Linked DNA regions of Homo sapiens: region 1 is linked to region 2. Evidence: read pairs that join two places in POLR2A ChIA-PET (ENCODE). Cell type or tissue: B cell. All regions are shown on one strand. Each heading gives the region's core, and the rest is flanking DNA. Links, peaks and the distances in the headings are about the cores only. Region 1 overlaps LOC105376650 (a long non-coding RNA gene). Region 2 overlaps TP53I11 (tumor protein p53 inducible protein 11).

Evidence for each region. ChIA-PET counts read pairs that join two places held together with the same protein. Peaks named below come from ENCODE experiments on the same cell type or tissue, not always from the same donor. Only the 100,000 strongest peaks of a DNase experiment are listed, where the experiment ranks them.
Region 1: POLR2A ChIA-PET joins it to region 2 with 16 read pairs; 3 of 35 experiments call an interaction of 5 or more read pairs at or near these places.

What each region holds. Positions count from the first base shown.
Region 1 is chr11:45,023,325-45,028,690 of GRCh38, forward strand. All of the region lies in intron 1 of LOC105376650 (a long non-coding RNA gene), which reads left to right. Among named protein-coding and RNA genes, the nearest start is that of LINC02685, 52 kb to the left of the region's middle. In B cell, for the core only: no CTCF peak of the experiment used is centred there; a DNase peak (open chromatin) is centred at 2,947; H3K27ac peaks cover 2,504 bases.
Region 2 is chr11:44,940,602-44,945,967 of GRCh38, forward strand. The region is part of intron 1 of TP53I11 (tumor protein p53 inducible protein 11); the gene reads right to left. Among named protein-coding and RNA genes, the nearest start is that of TP53I11, 7.6 kb to the right of the region's middle. RefSeq lists enhancers at 2,713-3,361, 4,571-5,174. In B cell, for the core only: no CTCF peak of the experiment used is centred there; DNase peaks (open chromatin) are centred at 2,680 and 3,252; H3K4me3 peaks cover 557 bases; H3K27ac peaks cover 498 bases.

The DNA of each region.
Region 1 (5,366 bases), core at 303-5,302, 83 kb after region 2:
TTGGTGGAGTGTATGAGGCTGGGTGACTGTAGATTATAGCATGGTGGATAGAACATAGGGCCAAGGAGGAAGGCCTGGGGGGTCAGTGGGCAACCATTTGGGTCTGCAAGGGCAAGCTGGTGCTTGTGTGCCAGGACCGCAAACCAGGAGCCAGGGCTGGAGCTCCTCCAGCCCAGTGAGGTTCAAGGGAAGGGGGAGGGCAGTGGCTTCTTGTCACCATTTAGACACTGGGACCTAAGAAAATGGCTGAGTGAACTGTGTCACTCAGTTTCTGAGGCCTGCTTTCCAAGTTTATAAAACAGGCCTGATGGCATGGGTGATTAAATGACATGATACGTGAGTTACCTGCCATCAGTCAGCCCCAGTGTCCACTTCAGACCCTCTTTCAATCTACTCTCCACGGTATCAGGAGAATGAGCTTTTTGAAAACACAGACCCATCGTGCCACCCCTCTATTCACACGCTTGCCATCATAACCAGGAGAAAGTCCAGCCTCCTCACCATGGCCTAGAGGGGTCACTTTGGCTGCTGTGCTGTTTCTTGAATATGCCAAGCACACTCCAGCCTCAAAGTCTTCACACTTGCTGTTCCATCTGCCTACATTATTCCCTCCACTAGTTTACATCTTGTAAACTCCTACTTATTTGTTAAGCCTCAGCTTAAATGATACTTCCCAAGGGAAGCTCCCGTCAGGCTGAATTTGGGCCCTTGTTTGTAACAACTATAAAATCATATACTTTTTCTTCAAATCCCATATTTATTCTTGCAGTTATATGTTTAATGTGTGTCTGCCCCACCAGACTGTAAGTTCTTAGCAAACAGGGACCCTCTGCTTTGTTCATGATCATGTCTCTAGTGCCTGGTACCATGCCTTGTACATGGTAGGTGCTCAATTGTTCTTAATAAATAGTTTGTGATAGAAGGATTATATGAATGATTGAATGTCTATCACTTTACTTCAAGTTTCCCCTGGGACCAAGGCTCTGGATTGACTTCAGCAATTCTTGGCACTACCCACATTTGAAGTAGCAACCTGGACTAAGACTTCAGCACCCATGCCCCTATTCCCAGCTCTATGGGAATCTTCCAGTGAATTCTGGAAGTCATTAAACCTCTCTGGTTCTTAAGTTCCCACGTCTATAAAATGAGGAAAGAAAGCTCCTCCTCTGGTTTCCCAAAGAGTCTGGGAGGAGGAACGGCAGCAGCGCATCTGCAAAGTGCTGAGCCTCTGCAGGGGAGTGGCTGGCCTTGGTCTGCTGTACAGGGTGACACGCATAATATCCAAAAATTGGAAACCAAGGCTGTCTCTGGTTATCCTCCATGGGAGTCTGCAGTACAGGAGAGGGATTTGAAGAAGAGGATCTGTCTCCCAAGTTCACCTCACAAGATCATGGAGTCCAGTGCCATAATGGAGGGAGAATTTGGGGGAAGTTTTGGGAGGAGGTGAATATATTTTGCACGTGGAAAAATTATGGTCAAATGGAGGTTCTGTGGTGGATGAACAATGAAATCCTTTGTAGCATTTCACATTGAGGGCAAGAGTCCCTGTCACCTCTTGACCTCTACAAGAGGTCTCACAGCTCCCACTCTTGCTGTCTTGGAATCTAGCTGCCACATAAGGAAGCCCAAGCTAACTCCCTGGAGAAGCCACCTGGAGGTAAACTGAGGCACCTGATTGGCAGCCCCATCCCCATTGCTAGACTTGTGAGTGAGGCCATCTGGGACCAGCCAGCCCCTAGCTGACCTTGCCTCTTCCTTAAAACTGGTCCAGCCAACACCACACAAAGAGGATTCATCCCAGCGGAACCTTGCCCACATAGCCAAACCTTAGAGCCATGAGCAGTCAGTGATGGTTGTTTTAAGCCACTCAGTTCTGGGGTGGCTTGTTTTGCCCCAATATATAATTGAGGCAGCTGTCTGTGTGTCCATTTGTCTCTTTGGCCAGACTTTCTTATTCTTCTTCCTGTCTCCTGATCACAGCAGAGCAGAATATTAAGAGCATGCAGCTGCATCAGAAAGATTTGGATACAAATCTTGATTTTCCTACTTACACGCTGTGTGACCTTAGACAGGTTTCTTAACCTCTCTGAACTTATATTTTCTTTCATCAGTAAGATGCACACACCTTTGGCTTATGGGTTGCGAGTTTGAAATGAGATACTAGTCAGTGCCTGGCACATAACTAGTACTCGTTAAATTTGTTAATCTGCCAATAAATATTTACTGAGCACATACTTCATGCTGATGCTGATCCTGGAATTAGGAGGCTGAACAAGACAGATGAGAGCTCTGCCCTCACAGGGGTTATAGTCCAGAAAGGGAAGACAGAATAAACACTTGAAAAACAAGATGATGGCAGATGGTTACACATGCTCTGAAGCCTATGGGACAGAAAGTCTGAGCCCATGGGACTAAGGCATGACATGGTTCAGGGGATGGGTCTAGGGAAGGCCTCTGTGGGGAGGTGACATCTAAACCAAGAGGTGGTTAATGAGCAGTAGGCAGCCACAAGAAAAGCAGGAGAAAAGGTGCTCTAGGAAGAGGAGCCAGCATATGCAAAGGCCCTGTGGAGGGACAGAAGTGGCAGAGACTGAGGAACCCAGGGGAGGCCAGCGGGGCTGCCACATGGCAGGAGGCGGGGGGCAGGCTGGAGGAGCTGATGCTGTGGCCTAAGTAGGTGGAGGCTGCTTTGTTATTATTGCTGCTGTTATTGACAGTAGCTCAGATTCAAGGCCTGATCCAGAGCAAGTGCTCGGTTCATGCTGGACAAATAGCTGATAAGCGAGGGCTTCAGGCATAACCTGTGTAATGTTTCCATGGAAACTTATCACTGCTTCCTGTTGGTAACCTGAGAGACTCCCAGAGGTCTCTCATCCTCTGGTCCTGCCCTGATCTGGGCTGGGGACTCACTTCCTCTTCCTCTGCATCTCACCCTGAGCCCCAGCTGTCGGGGAGGACGCACAGCACGGGGAATGGAAGCTCTTCCTGTCGCGGACCCTCTGCACACGCACAGCACACCAGGCCCAGATGGCCCTAGGCCAGGCCTCAAAGTTCCAGCCCACGTCAGCCCAGGTCCAGGATGCAGCTGGGCTCATGCAAGAGGAAGAGCTTACGCTGGTGGTGGGGAGTTGGGGAGCAGCCAGTCCACTGTTCTAGACAAAGGAGCTGGCCTGAGACGTGTTCCTCAGGAGACCCCACCACCAGTCACAGCAGCAACACAGTGGAAAGATGCTGTGTGGCCCCAGGACCGGGTCTGCAGCCCCATTCGACAGCTGAAGAAACAGAAGCAAAAGGCAGAGCTGGCCTGCTCTGGAAGGCTGGTGTTTTGAGAGCCAGGTTGTACTCGCCAGCTGGGCATACCTGTGTCCACACACATAGACCCACAAACACAACCTTACATGGTTCTACATGGTTATGAGAGATTCAGACATACATGCTGTTATGTGAGTAGGACAGAGACACAGACACACGCCATCCAACAGGACACTGTCTCTTATGAGGATGTGACATTCAAACATGTCATTCTACACAAGTCACACACACACAAAGCTGAGGACATATCCATTGATGTTTCTGCCCTCACTTCCCAGATAATTGTGCTGAAAAATAGAAACACCTGCACCCTACCAAGCTATTACCCGGCAGCGGCAGGAGCAGGCTAATTAAGCCTTCACAGGAGGCTGGCATTTTCCTGGCAGCCCTGCTGCCCCTCGCTGCCAGGGTGGCCGCCAGCCCGAGTGGCCTTTGTGATGAGCCCCAGGGGGCACACGGCCCAGCCTGTCTCCCTCTCCTCCCTCTCTGGGCCCTGAAATGATTCTGCATCTTGTTCTCCCAAAGGATGCCTCTTGGGCCAATGGCCTGCTTATGAAGATGGCTAGAATGAAACCCTCCCTGAAGCTTGAGGCCTGGATCAGCAGAGACCCTCCCAAAGTTCCCAGTTCTCTGACTGGAGGACATTTGAGGGACCTAAGTTAGCTGTGGACATGAGTGATGGATGCCCTCGGCTGTTCTCTGCCTATTCCAAGGGCTTAACTCCATCCCTCTGGCCAGAATGGGACTCAGTTTCCCCTTCTTGCCACCCTGGGCTTGGTTCTTGGCCATTCTCTCTCACACATTCACCTCTCAGCCACCCTGGACTTCCTGCTCTTCTTCCAATACGCCAAGCTCATGCCTGCCTCAGGGCCTTTGCACCTGCCCTGTTTTCTGTCTGAAACCCTCCCTTCCTTCCAGGTCTTTGCCTGTTCCTCTCATCATTCAGGTCTCAGCTCAAATGGCACCTCCTTAGGAAGCCCGCCCTGACCCACCTAGTTAAAATCTCTCCTCCAGGTGCGCCCCTCAGTTTTTTCTTAATTCAGTGGTTTTCAGCCCTGGCTGCTTGTTAGAATCACCAGGGGAGCTTTTAAAAATAACGGTGCCAGGGCATTGTGTAGGCTAATTAAGAATCTCTGGGATGTGGGTCGTGCATGCTGCCATTATTTTAAAAAACCCTATGTGGTTTGAATGTGCAGTCAGGACTAAGACATCTTGGTCCAGACACTTTTTGGTCAGCAAGAGAAAAGGCCGAATTTTGCAATCCCCTCCCTTCAGTGCTCTCTCCCTAATAGCTCTGTGATATGGGAACTATTATCACACCCATTTTACAGACCAGGAAACTGAGGCTGTAAGTCAGAGAAGTAAAGTACCCAAAGTCACACAGCTGGGAAACTGTAGAACTGGGAATTTAACCCAAGCACCATGGCTCTGGAGTCTGCCTCTTAATCCCAACACTTGGCTGCAGTTGTTTTATTAAATCTCACAACCACTCCATGACACGACATTTTAAAGATGGGGAACCATGGCTCAGAGAGTCAGGAGACATGACCAAGGTCACACAGCCAGGATTCAAACCCAGGTCAGGCCGACTCTAAAGCAGGGGTGTCCAATCTTTTGGCTTCCCTGGGCTACACTGTAAGAAAAAGAATTGTCTTGGGCCATACATAAAATATATGAATACTAACAATAGCTGATGAGCTGAAAAAAAAATTACAAAAAAAAAAATCTTAATGTTTTAAGAAAGGAAGGTTCAGGAATTCGTGTTGGGCCATATTCAAAACCGTCCTGGGAGGCATGTGGCCCGCGGGCTGTGGATTGGACAAGCTTGCTCTAAAGCATAGGAATTTGTGTTGGGCCATATTCAAAGCCTTCCTGGGTTGCATGTGGCCCGCGGACTGTGGATTGGACAGCTTGGCAGCAAGGCAGACCATATCAAATGAGGTCTGGGCCTGAAAACACATCACAACTTCACCCAAGGACCCAGCCTTCCTCTTGGGAAGCATCATCTCTCCCCAGCCTCCCAAGCCCCTTCTCTTTTCCCATCTCTATCACGC
Region 2 (5,366 bases), core at 90-5,089:
GGAGAGCAGTATTCCCTGGGGTACGTGTAACAGCTTGTTTATCCATTCGGTCACTGAAGGCCATGTGGGTTGTTTCCAGTTGTTGATGATTATGAATAGAGCTGCTACAAACCCGCGTTTCTGTGGGACCGTAAGTTTTCATTTCTCTATGTAAATGCCAGGGGTGGAATTGCTGAGCTGTGTGGTACATCCCTGTTGGACTTTCAGAGAAAGCATCAAACTGTTTCCCAGAGCAGCCATGCCACTGCGTGTCCCTGGCAATGCAGTAGTGTTCCAGTTCCTCCACATCCTCACCAACACTCGGTAAGGTCGGTCTTTATTTCAGCCCTTCTACGAGCTCCTCCTGGCTGGTTAACCCCTCTCCCAGGCCAGACGTGCTGCCTCCCTCAGTCCTGCCTTACCTCTTCCTGCTGTGTGGCCTTGTGCTCTGAGTCTCGGTTTCCTCATCTGTGAAATGGAGCCATCATTCCCACTTCCTAGGGAGCCCGGGGCAAAAAGAAAAGCTCAGAGCACTCAGCAAAACACCTGCACATTTGCCTGAGGAATCCGCACTTAGTGAGGTCTACTGTGAGCAAGGTACATGGGTGGTGGGACAGGCCCCCTATCCTGAAAGAGCTCCCAGCCTTGGCCGGGGGAGGGGGCGCTGATCTGCTAGCCACTGATTAGAGCAAGTTACTTTTCCTCTCTGAGCTCCGGGGTCCTCATCTGTGAAACGAAAACAGCCAACCTCACTTTTCCCCTACAGCTGGTCTCAGGAGAAACAAAATAATGGACAGACAGTGCTTTAGAAAGAGCCAGCTCACTGCTCAAGCCAGAAGGCCTAATGGGTAAGTGCTTAACTGCTGAGGACGCTCCCTGGATTTGAATCCCAGATCCATCACTGCCTGGCTGTGTGCCCGTGGGCAGGTCAGTCACTTAACCTCTACGTGCCTCAGTCTTCCCAGGTGTAGTTGGGAAAATAAGGTGTCCTATCTTATAGAGATACTGTGAGAATAAAAGCTGTAATCTCCATGAAGCCATGGGGAAGTGCCTGGCCCACAGCAAGTCCCCAGTGAAGACAGGCAATTATCAGACACAGACACTGCCACCCTCCCCAGGCCTCCCATGTGGCAGTGGCACCAGGATGGAGGCCATGGAGGAGTAGGAAATGGATCTAACTAACACTTCTTAACTTCTCCGCCCCACTGGGCAAAGCCCCAGATCTCAGTCCCCGGGCACAAGGCTGGCGCTCAGCCACTGCCCACCAGGCCCAGGCTGTGTCCACGGCCCACCTCCGAGGGGCAGAAGCTTCCAGGCATTGGATGCATTGCTTTCCTCTGCCTGCTGACCCCTCTCCACCAACACATGCACACACACGCACACTGCACACACAGTACACACACACACACACCACATATACACACCATACTCACGCCACACACACACCACACACCACACACATACACACCACACACACCACACACATACCACACACACACCATACAAACTACACACACCACACAATACGTGCACACACACGCCACACAAACCCACCACACATACATCACACACACCCACCATACACAATGCACACACAAAACACACACACACCACACATACCCACCACGCACACACACCCACCACACACCTACCACACACCACACACACCCACACACTACACACACCCACCACACACATCACACACACCACATACCACACACCACACCCACACCACACATTACACACCATAGACACCACACACACACACCCCCACAACACACCACACACAACCATACACACACACCACACAAACCACAAACACCACACACACACCACACACACACACCATACACACACACACACACACACACACACACACACATACACACACAGAGCATTCCCCTCTGCATCCCAGGACGGAGTCAACAACAGCTGCTGCAAATCAACGGCTGTGGGACGTGTCAGTGCCCACCTGCTGGGGCTGGGAAGAGTGGGCACTACAGTGTCCTGGACAGAATTACTCATGGGTGGGACAATCTTCATCCACGGGCACTGCCATCAGACATCTGAGCTGGTGGGAACCACTGTGCCCACCTCCCAAGCCCACCCTAGCAGGGAGGGCATCACTCACAAAGGGCCCATGTGGCCCCACAGAGAAAATGGAATCTTGACCTCCAGGGAGGAGGGCCCCACACCCACCTTCCAGCACAGATAACTGCTCTGAGAACGGCGCTCCACCCCTACTTCACCCCCAGGACTGGGCCCTGCAATGATCAGATCCACCCAGCAGCCCCTCACCTGCCCCACTGGCGAGGCAAGCTGCACACACCCCTGAGGTCTCCCCTTGACCTTTCCTCCCCTTCAGGGCCACTCCAGGTGTTTATTTCAGGCCTAAGTGAGGACAGAAGACTCCACCGTGCACTATGGCCAAACCCCGGCTTTGGGGGCAGGGGACCTGGGTTTGAGTCTTGGCTCTGCCCTCTTGCCAGCTGCATGGCTTTGTGCAAGTCACTACACCTCTCCTAGCCTCAGTTTCCCCTCTTGTGAAATGGGGGTAGTGAGAACGCTCACCTCGCAGACGTGCTGGTGGAGAGAGAAAGAAGGAGTGCACGTGGGCACCCATGGGGAAAGTGCCCTGCCCAGGGAGGAGTCTGGCCCTCCTTCCACTTCCCTTTCTCCACTCAGCCGTGCACAGTGGAAAAAGCCTGCCATCAGTGCTGTGAAGCTTCCTGCTCTGCCCCACTGCCTTCTGAAGGGCCCCCGGGGGTTTCCCCCAGGAGCCAGGCTGCAGGAGGCTGGGGGCAGGGGCAGCAAGGACAGCCACTCCTCCACCCACATCACCTGTCTGGCAAGAAGGGAGGACATGGCTCCTAGGGCCCAGGCCTGGGATCCTGAACCTTTCCCTTCTGCCCTGCCAGCTGCTCTCGCCCACATTCCCGATCAGCCAGCAAACCTTTCAACAGTGGTTCTCATTGCTGACCCTTTACACAAGTGAGAAGGTCCCTGGGACACTCTGTCCCCCCACCATGCTCCTTGTTCCTCCAGGCTATCTTGCACACAGCCCCTCTTCCCAGGGCCCTCCCAGGGCACTGGGTCCTCATCCTCCTCTGGACTCTCACGGGTCTCAGTGTCTGCAGCCACTGGCCACTTATAGCCTCTACTCCTGGTCATTTCACGGCAGTTTGACTCCCCAAGACCAACCAGTCTGAAGGTATGGCTTGTACTGTGCTCCTCCGTGTATCTCCCCGTGAGGCTGGGGTGCACAGCAGGCACTTTGTCAACACAGGTGGAATGAGCAGCTGTCAGGCTAAGCCCAACCAGCACACTCAGAAGCCCACAGGTTAGACGTGGCGGGCTGAGGGGAGGCTGTGCCCCAGGCCACATGGAAGCTGGTGGCATAGGGCAGGAAAGGGCTTTCCAATTAGGCAGAACTGGGTTCAAAAGTGGCCACTCTCTGTTGGTCAGGTGGCCTTAAGCGAGCAGTCTCAGCCCTCAATACAATGGGGATCACACCACAGCGCCTTACTTGCCTTACTCATGGGGTGCTGAAGACTCCAGGAGATGGGGTGCAAATGCTCTTGGCAGAGGACCTGGCAGTGGGGGGTCTGGACAGCCGTGAAGGTTAGAGGACTGGATGAGAACACTGGCCTCTGACATTGCCCCACCTCCTCAGAAAGCTGTGGCATCACTCGCAGGGGAGTGCCCCAGGGCAAGGATTTCTTTGGGTCTTGTTCTCTGAGCCTGGGACAACTCCGGGCACAGGAGGAGTTCAACAGGCATTTGTGATTGAATGAATGAGTCGGGAGGAGCTAAGAGGCCCTCTTCAGCCAAGATCTGACTCCCTGCAGTCCCTCCCACCTCCCCATCTGCTGTGGAATCTGAGGCCAGGGAAGAGCACCTCCACATGCTTCCCAGGGGCGAGGCGGGAACAAGCAAAGTCCCCAAGACTAAACCAGCCAGGAAGAGAGGGGCTTTTTGGGGATACAAGAGTCAGAAGAGGATGACAGACAGGGAGGTGGTAAGCATATTTGTAACGATTGGGAAAACTTGGGCTCAAATCCCTGCTCCTCTTTATTGCTCTGTGACCTCAGGAAAGTTACTTAACCTCTCTGAGCCTCTATGTCCTCATCTGTGAAACCAGACTACTACTTCTGTACAAAGCCCACAGGTTTGTGATGTGTGATGATAAGAAAGTGCAGCTGAGGAGCCTGGCCTCTGGTGTGTACTCTGTAAAGGACAGCAATTAATAACATGAATAAGGTGGCTGCCCAGGCTCTGCCCTGGCCAGATCAGATGGGACTGAGGCGTCATTCCCATGCAGATCCTGGAGGACTTCCCCAACCCCCTGTCTCTTTCCCAGGAAGCCTGGTTTCTATAGAAACAGATGGACTGCCGAGCTGTCCCCAGCATGAAGACTATGCCCGTGAGGGCTGGCTTAGGAAACCTGACTGGCTGGGGGAGTGGGGAAGATGAGGGAGGGAAGAGGAAGGGGCCCAGAACATCCATCAGTGGCCAAGCCTCCCTGTGAGTCAAGGGGGAGTCACTGCTGCTGCACACCTCAGCCAAGGAGCCACTGCCTTTCCAAACAAGAGCTTCTGTGATAGGGGCAGGCAGCACACCTGTTCCTCCACCCCTCATAAGGAAGACTGCCCCCAGGGCCACCTACCCCGGGGCTGGGAGGAGCGGGGCAAGTACTTCAAGACCATGAATCCCCTGCTATCCCCACCACAACCCTATGAGAATGGCCATATTATCACCCCCATCTTACACATGAGAAAACGAAGGCTCATGTGACTTATTCGAGTGTCCCTTGAGGTAAGTGGCAGAGCTGGAATTCAAGCCAAGGTAACTGTTCTTTAACTGGACATCCTAAGAGAAGCTGATGTGTGTGTGCAATGTGTGCGGTGGTGGGGGTGGGGGGGCGTTTGGTGGACGTGAACTGAGCTCTAACCCATCTTCCCCATGGCAACTCCCCCGGAAAGTCCCTGGTGGTCGCCAGCATCTGGACTCCTCTCTGGGGTCCAGCCTCCCTTGGGTTAAGGCCCTGCGACTCCAGCAGGACTTGGGGAGGGATGCAGGGAGACCCATTGTTCTGTTATCGCTTTAGTACAAAATAGCTGGAAATGGGGTCTGGGACAGGGCAACACAGAGTTGGGGGGCGGGGTGCTGGCAGTGAGAGCCAGAGCCTCAGGCCCCCGGCCAGAGAGAAGGGGAGGCAGGAGAAAGAATCTCTGCTCCCTGGAGGGCGGGACGGAATAGAAGGTCCAGAGCTTGCGTCATCCGCTCCAGCTGCGGTCCCTCCCAGGGCTGCCGTCGGCCCCTTGGGCAGGATGGAGTCTAGAGATCCCCTAGCCCAGAATCTATTGCCTGGGCCATCAGGCAGTGAA